Linked DNA regions of Homo sapiens: region 2 is linked to region 1. A link is a contact called in ENCODE Hi-C or POLR2A ChIA-PET data. All regions are on one chromosome and are shown on one strand. The core of a region is the stretch at or near the end of the contact, and the rest is flanking DNA. Distances in the headings are between cores, read along the strand shown. Region 1 holds the start of GRID2IP (Grid2 interacting protein). Region 2 holds the start of ZNF316 (zinc finger protein 316).

Region 1 (6,052 bases), core at 2,358-4,857:
GACCTGATGCCTGGGCAGTGGGCTGGGAGGCATTTCTGCAATAGTCAAACTCCGACAAAGTTTCCAGGCTCCCTGACCTCCCAAACCCCATGGCCAAGTGCTGCTGGGGCAGAACTGAGCAGATTCCCTTCCACGGAGGAAAAGTCTGTGAGCTTGATAACACAACAGGGTGACTATAGCCAATAATAACTTAATTGTCCATTTTAAAATAACTTAGGCCAGGTGCAGTAGCTCACACCTGTAATTCCAGCACTTTTGGAAGGCCGAGGTAGGCAGATCTCCTGAGGTCAGGAGTTCAAGACCAGCCTGGACAACATAGTGAAACCGTGTCTCTACTATAAATACAAAAATTAGCCAGGCATGGTGGTGGGGGCCTGTAATCCCAGCTCCTTGGGAGGCTGAGCCAGGAGAATTGCTTAAACCCGGGAGGCGGAGGTTGCAGTGAGCCGAGATCGTACCACTGTATTCCCTGGGCAACAGAGCGAGACTCTGGCTCCAAAAAAAATAAATACAAACTTAAACGGTGTAGATGGATTGTTTATAACTCAAAAGATAAATGCTTGAGGGGATGGGTACCCCATTCTCCATGACATGCTTATTTCACATTGCATGCCTGTATTAGAGTATCTCAGATACCCCATAAATATATACACGTATTAGGTACCCACAAAAATTAAAAATCAAAATAATGTAAAAAAAGTTGGCCAGATGCGGTGGCTCACGCCTGTAATCCCAGCACTCTGGGAGGCCGCAGCAGATGGATCACGAGGTCAGGAGTTCAAGACCAGCCTGACCAATATGGTGAAACCCCATCTCTACTAAGAATACAGAAAAAAAAAATAGCTGGCCATGGTGGGGTACGCCTGTAATCCCAGCTACGCGGGAGGCTGAGGCAGGAGAATCACTTGAACCCAGGAGGTGGAGGTTGCAGTGAGCCGAGATCACACCACTGCACTCCAGCCTGGGTGACAGAGCGAGACTCTGCCTCAAAAAAAAAAAAAAAAAAGTCTATGAGCTTAAGTGTCCCAGCCGCCAAGCAAATACTGAGTTTCCAGGCTTCATGTCCACAGGGGTCCGATAGCCAGGCAGGGGTAGGGACTGAGTGTCTTGGCTCCGGACTATTTCCTAGTCGCACACAGGATCACTTTTTGTTCCATTCAAGTATTAGTGAAATAAAGGCCTTAGGACCCCATCTGAAAGCCCTGGAGGACAGGAGTGAAGGTGAATGGCATGGGAGGTTGCTGTACTGGGACCTAGTCAGTGGCCTGGGGTAGCTGTAACCATACTAGGCAGCTTCTTCTTTTATAACCATGTCACGTCCCAGGTTTCTTGGAATTGCCTGGATCTGTCCAGTAAATGGCAGGTTCCTGCAAATCAGGGGTTGCTTGGGATTCAGGCCTGAGACCGACTCTATCCTCCCTCTTTCCATCCCAGCCCTGGGTCTCTAAATGGTGCCTCCATCTTGGCTTGTGGCCACACCCTACTTCCTGCAGGTGACTCAGGCCTTGGGTTCTTCTTGTGGCTAGAGGTCTGATCCATTCCAGGCTCCTCATTCTTAATCTTCAGGACCACGCTAATATTCCACCTGCAGTCTATCACAGCCTGGTTTGTGCCAAAGTCAAGAGGAAATGCCTTTGGCAGATTGGTGAAGCCAAACTAGGGCCTCCTGCAGCCAACAAGCCAGCCAGGCCGCTGTGCAAGGGCAGGTCTAATCCTGGTTTTGTGGGGGCTTAGAACAGGCGGAATTCTTTTACATTTTTTTGGAGGTGGGGAATGGCGGGGAGGGGAATGGAGTCTCACTCTGTCACTCAGGCTGCAGTGCAGTAGCATGATCTCAGCTCACTGCAACCTCCGTCTCCCAAGCTCAAGTAATCCTCCCACCTCAACACCCTTGAGTATCTGGCACCACAGGCGCGCGCCACCACACCTGGCTGGTTTTTTTTTTTTTTATATTTTTGATAGTGATGGGATTTCACCACATTGCCCAGGCTGGTCTCAAACTCCTGAGTTCAAGTCATCAGCCCTCCTCAGCCTCCCAAAGTGCTGGGATTACAGGCGTGAGCCACCTCACCCCACTGGCTCTTTTACACTTGATCTTAGATGAAGGGCCAAGAAGCGATATCTGTGGCTCTTTTTATTTTATCTTTTTATTTTAGAGATGCGGTCTCACTCCGTTACCCAGGCTGGAATGCAGTGGTGCAGTCATGGCTCACTGCAGCCTCAAACTCCCAGGCTGAAGCGATCTTCCTGCCTCAGTCTCCTGAGTATCTGGGACTATAAGGCATGCACCACCATGCCAAGCTAGTTTTTGATTTTTTTTGTAGAGATGGTGTCTCATTACGTTGCCCAGGCTGGCCTTGAACTCAGGGTCTCAAGTGATCCTCCCACCTTGGTCTCCTAAAATGCTAGGATTACATCTAGCACCTGGCCTGCAGTTAAGTTCTAATGGGGAGGATAGACAGAGAAAGGGGCACGTGGGAACATTCTGGTGTCAATTATTCTATAGTCTACATTATATTTTTATCTATATCCTATTATTTTATATATTGATCAAGAGGGTGGTTATTCAAGGGTGCATGTATATGGAAAATTTATTGAGCTGCACACTTAATGCACTTTACACCTATAGTACCTTAATAAAAAAGAAACACAAGTGAATAAAAATTGCAAAATTAGGCCGGGCGCAGTGGCTCATGCCTGTAATCCCAGCACTTTGGGAGGCAGAGGTGGGCAGATCACTTGAGGTCAGGAGTTTGAGACCAGACTGACCAACATGGTGAAACCCCGTCTCTACTAAAAATACCAAAAAAAAAAAAAAAAAAAAAATTAGCTGGGTGTGGTGGCAAACGCCTGTAATCTCAATTACTGGAAGACTGAGGCAGGAGAATCACTTGAACTTGGGAGGCAGAGGTTGTACTGAGCCAAGACCTGGCCACTGCACTCCAGCTTGGGTGACAGAGCGAGACTCTGTCTCAAAAAAAAAAAATGCAAAATTGTTTGCAAGGTTTTGAAGTTGAGCATTCCCATATTTCTGTTAAATCTGACCCCAGAAGTTTCCTTACCTCTGGCCCTGGGAGAGCGGCGCCCGGCCCACTCCCTGCCCACATTATGAGCCCCCTCCTTCCCGCCCCCACCTCCCACCCCCGCGCCTTACCTTGCGGCTGAACTCTTGGGCCTTGCGCCTGCGCTCTCGGTGCACCGCGTCCGGGCGCTTGCGGCCGGCCAGGCGAAGCAGCTCACGGCCCAGAGCTAGGCCGCGGCCGCACCGCGGGGCCCGCAAGACTGTGGTCGGGGCCGCGGGGCCGGATCCTGGGCCGGGGCCACCGTCGGGAGCCGGGAGCACGCCCAGACTGGGCGGCACACGTGGGCAGCGCCGTGCCAGGCGCACGAGGCGCTCGCGGCTCAGACCGCCCACCGCCAGCCCCTCCACCTCCAGGATCTGGTCTCCTGGCCGCAGTCCTCCGGCATGCGCGCTGCTCCCCTTGGCCACCTCCAGGACGAAGCAGGGGCCAGAGCCACCTAGCCGGAAGCCAAAGTCCTCTGGCCAGCCCTGGTTCGTGGCCGGCGTGGCAGTGGTGGCCATGCACCTAGAACTGGAGACAGAACAGGGATTTCCTTGCTGCTCTGTCCATGGCTCCAAAGCCACTCAAAGGCCCAGGGCCACTGAAGGCCTCTACTTATCTCTGCCTCCTCCCTCTGACTCCGTCTTTGTCTCAATTCCCTTCCATCTATGTTTTTTTGTTTTGTTTTGTTTTTGTTTTTTTAAGACAGAGTTTCGCTCTTGTTGCCCAGGCTGGAGTGCAATGGCGTGATCTCAGCTCACCGCAACCTCCGCTTACTGGGTTCAAATGATTCTCCTGCCTCAGCCTCCTGAGAAGCTGGGATTACAGGCATGTGCCACCAAGCCTGGCTAATTTTGTATTTTTAGTAGAGACGGGGTTTCTCCATGTTGGTCAGGCTGGTCTCGAACTCCTGACCTTAGGTGATCTGCCTGCCTTGGCCTCCCAAAATGCTGGGATTACAGGCGTGAGCCACCGTGCCTGGCTTGCCTAATTGTTGTATTTTTAGTAGAGACAGGGTTTCACTATGTTACCCAGGCTGGTCTTGAACTCCTGGCCTCAGGTGATCTGCCTGCTTGGCCTCTCAAAGTGCTAGGATTACAGGCATGAACCATCATGCCTGGCTTGTTTTTTTGTTTTTTGTTTGTTTGTTTGTTTGTTTTTACTAAAAACAAAATTGGGGAGGGGGTGTAAAAGAAAAATGGCCCTTCCTTAAAGTCTTCTTTTGAGTGCCTTGGATTTTTAACCAATGCGGCCACATCCTTTTCCATGGGCCCCTCCTGCTTCCACAGGTCTGTTTTACTGTCTTACATGTACACTTGGCTTCCATGGGCCCTCCTCACTCCCTACACTTTAATCCCTCTTCTTACCCCTCTCCATCTACCAAAATTCCCTTTCGGGATCTGGCATGAATCACAAACTTACGGAAGTCCAGAATGTTGGAGCAGAATGGTCCCTCAGAGACCATTCATATCTTTGGGCATTTATTTTATTTTATTTTATTTTTGAGACAGAGTCTTGTTCTGTCACCCAGGCTGGAGTGCAGTGGTGTGATCTCGGCTCACTGCAACCTCTGACTCCTGGGTTCAAGCGATTCTCCTGCCTCAGCCTCCCGAATAGCTGGGATTACAGGTGTCCACCACCATGCGCGGCTACTTTTTGTATTTTTAGTAGAGACAGGGTTTCACCATATTGGCCAGGCTGGTCTCCAACTCCTGACCTCAGGTGATCCACCTGCCTTGGCCTCCCAAAGTGCTGTGATTACAGGCGTGAGCCACCGTGCCCAGCCTCTTGGGCTTTATTTTTTAGAGGCAAAGTCTCACTCTGTCACCCAGTCTGGAATGCAGGAACACCATCATATCTCACTGCAGCCTTGACCTTCCAAGCTGAAGTCATCCTCCTGCCTCAGCCTCCTGAGTAGCTGGGATCACAGGCGCATACTACCATGCCCAGCTAATTAAAAAAAAATTTTTATAGAAATGGGGTCTCACTATGTTGCCCAGACAGGTCTCAAACTTCTGGGCTCAAGCGATCCTCCTTCTTCAGCCTCCCAAAGTGCTGGGATTACACATGTGAGCCACTGCACCCAGCCTGGGGGAGACTTTAGAAACCTCCTCAGAGGCCGGGTGCGGTGGCTCACGCCTGTAATCCCAGCACTTTGCGAGGCAGAGGCGGGCGGCTCACGAGGTCAGGAGATCGAGACCATTCTGGTTAACATGGTGAAACCCCGTCTCTACTAAAACTACAAAAAAAATTAGCCAGGATGGTGGCGGGTGCTTGTAGTCCCAGCTACTCGGGAGGCTGAGGCAGGAGAATGGCATGAACCCGGGAGGCGGAGCTTACAGTGAGCCGAGATTGCACTACTGCACTCCACTCCATCCAGCCTGGGCGACAGAGCGAGACTCCATCTCAAAAAAAAAAAAAAGAAAGAAAGAAACCTCCTCAGACCCAGCATGTGGCGTGTCTGCACTTTGAGACAGGAGAGGGCCCTAACCCAAGGTCACCCAGCTGGGGAATGGCAGTGCCAGGTCACCCTCAGGCCCCATCCAAGGCTGTCTCCACAGAGCCTCCACACACACCTCAGGCAAAGCCTCAAACCTCTGTCCAGACGTCTCCTGCCTGGCTTGAGGATGCCCTCACTGGCTTCCCCTCACTCGTGTTGTAGGAGGTGGAGTGGGTTGATGTCCTCTTTCCTATGCCCTAGGATTTGGGGAACAAACATTTATGTACTGGCCCTGGTGGCCAGGGTGAGCATTGACCAGGCTGGCCAATCACTGTATCTCAGCCTTTGTGTCCTACAGAGGGCTTTTTGGAGCCCCTGCAGAGTTGATACTTTGGTCCTGAGAGAGAACGGTCTTTCTGTGGGTCCGTTGGCTGTATGGACGTCAAAGGTTTGGGGCTGCTGGCAGCCATGTTGCCACCCTGTGGAGGATCAGTTCTTATGACATCATCCGAACTCCTGGATCCAGCTGTGCCTGAAATGCACCCAACTT
Region 2 (5,614 bases), core at 2,922-5,421, 86 kb after region 1:
TTTTTTTGAGACAGAATTTTGCTGTGTCGCCCAGGCTGGAGTGCAATGGCACAATCTCGGCTCACTGCAAGCTCCGCCTCCCAGGTTCACGCCATTCTCCTGCCTCAGCCTCCCCAGTAGCTGGGACTCCAGGTGCCCACCACCATGCCCGGCTAATTTTTTGTATTTTCAGTACAGACGGGTTTTCACCGTGTTAGCCAGGATGGTCTCGATCTCCTGATCTCGTGATCCATCTGCCTCAGCCTCCCAAAGTGCTGGGATTACAGGCATGAGCCACCGTGCCTGGCCTATTTTATTTTATTTTTGAGACAGAGTTTTCCTCTGTCACCCAGGCTGGAGTGCAGTGGTGTGAACATAGTTCATTGCAGCCTCAACCTCTTGGGCTCAAGCAATCCTCTCACCACAGCCTCCTGAGTAGCTGGGACTACAGGCATGCACCACCACACCCAACTAATTTTTAAATTTTTAGTAGAGTCAAGGTTTCACTATGTTGCCCAGGCTGGTCTTGAACTCCTGGGCTCAAGCTATCTTCCTGCTTCGGCCTCCCAAAGTGCTGGGATTCCAGGCGTGAGCCACTGCACCCAGCTAATTTTTAAAAATGTTGTGTAGCGACAGGGTCTTGCTATGTTGCCCAGGCTGCTCTCAAACTCCTGGCCTTAAGCTTTCCTCCTGCCTCAGCCTTCCAAAGTGCTGGGACTACAGGCATGGGCCAATCCTGGCCTGCTTTTTAATTACTTCCTTCTTCAAATGAGTCTAGGGAAATCTATCAAGACTGAGTTCAGTAGTGAGTGACAAGAAGGTCCAACTAAACTACAGTTTATGACAACCAATTGTCCCCAGGTCAGAGGCATCCTCAGGTGGCCCAGGCCTGGTCTAGCATCTCCCTAAGGCCAAGGACACATAAGTCCCACCAGCTTCCTTCGTCTCCTCTCCGTCTCCTCAGCCCCTCAGCAGTGCTGTTGGAGCAAGAAGCAAAACTCACTCGTAGGGCCCGGTGAGGTGGCTCACGCCCTTTCCTTTCCTAAAAAGGAAAGGGAAAGGAAGAAAAGGGAAGGAAGAAAGGAAGGAAGGGAAAGAAAGAAGGAAAGAAAGGAAAGGAAAAGGAAAAGGAAAAGGAAAATTATCTGTGGACGAGGGAGAGGAAGAAATTGAGTCTTGGATTAGGTATCAGGTGAGGACAGGCCAAGAGGAGATCTGAGGAGATGCTGGGGTGATTCGGGGTCCCTGCCTGACAGGGTGGAGGGATCTAAGGCCGGGATGGAGCTGCTGACTCTATTATACACACTCCTCTTCTGGGGTCCCTTGCTGTCCACATTACAGGTGGTTTTGGGCAACGGGCAGCACTGGGAAGTGACAGGGTGCAGGAGGGCAGGGTTGGGGTACTCTCTCCTTGCCACACTGTCCCTCTATAATCACAGTGCCCACAGTGTCCCCATCTTTATATCTCCACCTCCCTCCAGGCTTGACAACATCCTGCCCTTTCCTGCTCCTGCAGGGCTAAGGGTGGCAAAGGCCTGGTGCCTTCACATTCCAGCTGCTTCCCTTTACCTGGTGTATTAGTCCATTTTCATGCTGCTGTAAAGAACTGCCCAAGACCGGGAAACTTATAAAAGGAAAGAGGTTTAACTCACAGTGGCTCTTGCCTGTAATCCCAGCACTTTGGGAGGCCGAGGCGGGCGGATCACGAGGTCAGGAGTTCGAGACCAGCCTGACCAACACGGTGAAACCCCATCTCAACTAAAAATACAAAAATTAGCCAGGCGTGGTAGTGCACACCTGTAATCCCAGCTACTTGGGAGGCTGAGGCAGGAGAATCACTTGAACCTGGGAGGTTGACGTTGCAGTGAGCAGAGATTGTGCCACTGCACTCCAGCTTGGGCAACAGAGTGCGAGACTCCATCTCAAGAAAAAAACAAAAACAAAACAAACCACCACCACCACCACCAACCACCACCAACCACCACCACCACCAAAAACTGACTCACAGTTCCGCATGACTGGGGAGGCCTCAGGAAATTTACAATCATGGTGGAAGGGGAAGCAAACACTTCCTTCTTCACATGATGGCAGGAAGGAGAAGTGTGGAGCAAAGGGGAAAAGCCCCTTACAAAACCATCAGATCTCATGAGAACTCACTAACATGAGAACAGCATGAGGCGAACTGCCCCCATGATTTAATTACCTCCCACCGGGTCCCTTCCACAACATGTGGGGATCATGAGAACTACAATTCAAGACGAGATTTCAGTGGGGACACAGCCAAACCACATCACCTGGTGACACTGCTTTTGGTCAATTGTTAATTGTCCTACAGTCAGAGCCCTTCCTGGGAGTGCCTGGGGGCAATTGCACCTTCCTACTGAACCTGACGGATCAGGTAGGGTGGGGAAGGGTCTAATCTAGGGATTAGGGGTTCTAAAAGATACCCACAGGAGAGTCAGGCAGTGTCATTCAGATGTGGGCCTGGAGGAAAGGGACAGGGAGTGGTGGGCACTGAGGACCATGGCCACGCTCAGTCCCACCCACAGAAGCTGGTTACTTCTCAGGCCCTACTGGCTGGTGCCCTGCAAACCAGGGGCCTTGTGTTGCCAGAACTTCTGATTTTTCAGATTTTATTTATTATTAGAGACAGGGTTTCAATCTGTTGCCCAGGCTGGAGTGGAGTGGTGCTATCATAGCTCACTGCAGCCTCAACCTCCTGGGCTCAAGCAATCCTCCCACCTTGTTTTCCCAAAGTGCTGGGATTACAGGTGTGACCCGCCTCGGCCCCCCAGAGTGCTTAATTTATAGGTGTGAGACCCCGCATTAGAACCTGATTTTTCAATTTTATTTTTTAAACAAGAATGGGACTCCTTATTTTAAAATGTTATTAACTTTAAGACATTTTAAGACACCAAGAGCCAAGCGACATCACTGTGAGGGTCTGATTCAAGGGGTTGGGGCTGCACCCCTCTGTGGGACTAAGGTTTGAGTCCTCCTCTATCTTATTATTATTTTGAGACAGAGTCTCACCTTGTCGCCCAGGCTGGCGTGCAGTGGTGTGATCTCGGCTCACTGCACCCTCTGCCTCCCGGCTTCAAACGATTCTCCTGCCTCAGCCTCCCAAGCAGCTGGGACTACAGGGGTGCGCTACCACGGCCGGCTAATTTTTGTATTTTTAGTAGAGATGGGGTTTCACCCACCATGTTAGCCAAGCTAGTCTCGAACTCCTGACCTCGTGATCCGCCCGCCAAGACCTCCCAAAGTGCTAGGATTACAGACACCGTGCCTGGCCGAGTCCTCCTCTATCTCTTGCCCAGTCAGGCCTGGGGTCCCCACAGAAAAGCACCAAGAACAGTGGTGCAGGCGGGCTGGGAGCTGGGGAAGGGGCCCAGGCCACACCATTCCAGGCGGAAGACAGACCCTGGACTCCACCAATGCCAGAGCTCATCCTGACACCCCAGCTGCACCTCTTGGGAGCAGGTGCAGACAGGCTTGTGGGTGGGGGTCTGGGGGTGGCCGCTGAGCTCACCGACCCCTCCCTGGGTTCCTGGGGTCGCCTGTCACTTCTGCCCCCACACTGGCCATGCCCTCTGCCTGGACATCGCTTCCCTGCCCGTGACCCCATGTCCCTCCAAGTGCGGGCTCCACAACCCCAGTCTCCTCCTGCACTCAACCGCCACAGTCCACCCATAAGACGTTCACCCCGCCCGTCCCTCCTCCCTCCCCACCCACAAGACGTTCACCCCGCGCGGGCCCGGGGATCTGGTGGAGGCGTGGACACCTGGCCCCCTCCCCACCACAGGGGTCGCCTCCTCCCTCCACCATCCTGGGGTCCCGGGCAGGCTCCGTGGACTGGCGGAGGGGGCCCAGCGCGGGGCCTGGTCCTCAGCGGGCGCCCCGATGAACGAGGCCGGGCTGGGGTTCGGGGAAGGCGGTGGTCGCAGCGGCGGGACCTCGGGGTCACCTCCGAGACCTGGCCAGGGTGTCCAGGAGCGGGGCGAGGTTGTGGGCGCCCCACGAGTGTCGAGGGCGCTCCCGTCCCCTCCCCGCATGCCCCGTCCTCGCCCCGGCCCGAGGCCCAGCTGGGCAAACCCCCGCAACCCGCGCTTCCCCGCTCCGCGCCGCTGCCCCCGCGTGACCGGAAGTTCCTCCCCCCGCGGGCGCGGGCGGGGCGGGGCCGGCCGGCGGTACTTCCGGTGCCCACGCGCCGCCGTCGCGCAGCTCCCGGGCCGTCACTTTGTGTAGCGCGGGGTCCGCCGCCGGCCCGCAGGCCCCGGCCCCGGTGTCCGGCCCGTGGCTCGGCCAGCCCGGCCCGCGCGGTGAGTGGGTCTCGCGGGGCCGGTGGGCGGCGGCGCGGGCGGCAGGTGCGGGCGGGCCGGGCTTGCGCTCGGGGGCGGCGGCGGCGGCGGGGCCGGGCTGGCCCTCGACGCCCGGCGCGGGGAGGCCGCGGGGAGGCGGCGGGGCCGGGGCCTGCAGAGTCGGAGCGGAACGCGGGTAGGGACTTCCGCGGCAGCGCCCCCGCCTCCCGGACCCCCGTCCGGGCCTGCGCGTTGCCGACCCCCGGGGCCGGTCCGGGCAGGAGGCGGAGGGGGCAGGCCCGGGAGGCCACGCGTGACACCTCGGGGTGCCCGCCCACGCCTTCTCGGCCGCAGCGGCAGGGGCTGGGCCGCGGCCGCCCCCAGGACACACCCATCCAGGAGGGGCTGTCATCGTCTAGGTCTCTGCAGGAGGAGGCGGCTCCGGACGCCCCCTGGGGGGCGGGAGGCGCTCGGCCCGTCGCCCCAGGAGCCCGCTTTGTGACCTTGGGGGCCTTATCCGGGCTTTCCCTCATCTGCAGAAGGAGCCCCGGTGGGCTGCTCGGCTGTCTTCTGCTGCCGGCAGGTAGGTAGGGACACCCATCCCTGGGATTGGATGGGGTCTGGGCTGTCCCGCGTGGCAGCAGAGGTAGGAAAGGGGCTGGGCTTTGGTCGAGGACCCGATGGGCAAGAGGAAGTGCAGGTACCAGGAGGATCAGGCCCCCAGCTCTGCTTGTGTGGGGAGACCTCGGTGCTTGGTTTGGTTCAACAAGTGTGGGCAGGTCTGGGGGCCGGGTGGGGTGGTGAGGGGGCTACCCTGGGGAACCTGAGATGGCCCCCGTGGAAATAACCTGCACCAGGAGCAAACCCAGGAAAGTAGGGGGATCCAGAATCCGAGGACAGACAGTGAGGACTGTGGTGGTCGGGGAAGGAAGTCCTTCAGGAGGGCATGAAGACCCGAAGGGCTCTGAGGGCAGCGGGGGCCACCCAGAGGGAATGAAGGGGGCTAGACACAAGCACACCCCCACATCTCCCGCTCTCTGAGTTGGGTTTCCCTGGCTTTGGAGCTTTTGTGAGGAGTTTCTATCAACTTTCAAGCTTTGCCTCTTCTTCCTGCCCTTGCCTCGCTCCCTTCTCCTCTTGGGAGATACCTTGTCACCTCCCATTCTAAATGTTGGCTGCAGCACCGTATCCTAGAGTGCAGGGCCCTAGTAGAAATGAGGGTTTGGGGCCGGGTGAGGTGGCTCACGCCTGTAATCCCAGCACTTTGTGAGGTCGAGGCGGGTGGATCACCTGAGGTGGGGAGTTTGAGAAATGAGGGTTTGGGATGACGTTGG

What was found. Hi-C counts contacts between places; a loop is a spot of excess contacts on that map. ChIA-PET counts read pairs that join two places held with the same protein, here RNA polymerase II (POLR2A). Pooled maps may share reads with other maps.
Region 2: a map of astrocyte of the cerebellum shows a loop between it and region 1 (3-fold over the local background). The contact joins the promoter of ZNF316 here to the promoter of GRID2IP in region 1. A Hi-C loop is called at or near these places in 1 of 168 maps with a recorded cell type or tissue (astrocyte of the cerebellum), 2 of 37 single-sample maps with no recorded cell type and 3 of 50 pooled maps. POLR2A ChIA-PET finds 5 or more read pairs at or near these places in 3 of 52 experiments (A673, OCI-LY7 and activated B cell).

The regions. Positions count from the first base shown.
Region 1 is chr7:6,547,854-6,553,905 of GRCh38, forward strand. GRID2IP (Grid2 interacting protein) reads right to left here and starts at 3,608. Exons shown (of 22, transcript NM_001145118.2): 1 at 3,155-3,608. The coding sequence starts at 3,583.
Region 2 is chr7:6,633,147-6,638,760 of GRCh38, forward strand. It overlaps ZNF316 (zinc finger protein 316), which reads left to right and starts at 4,172. Exons shown (of 9, transcript NM_001278559.2): 1 at 4,172-4,301; 2 at 4,700-4,863. RefSeq lists silencers at 3,852-4,271, 4,512-4,941 and an enhancer at 5,002-5,051.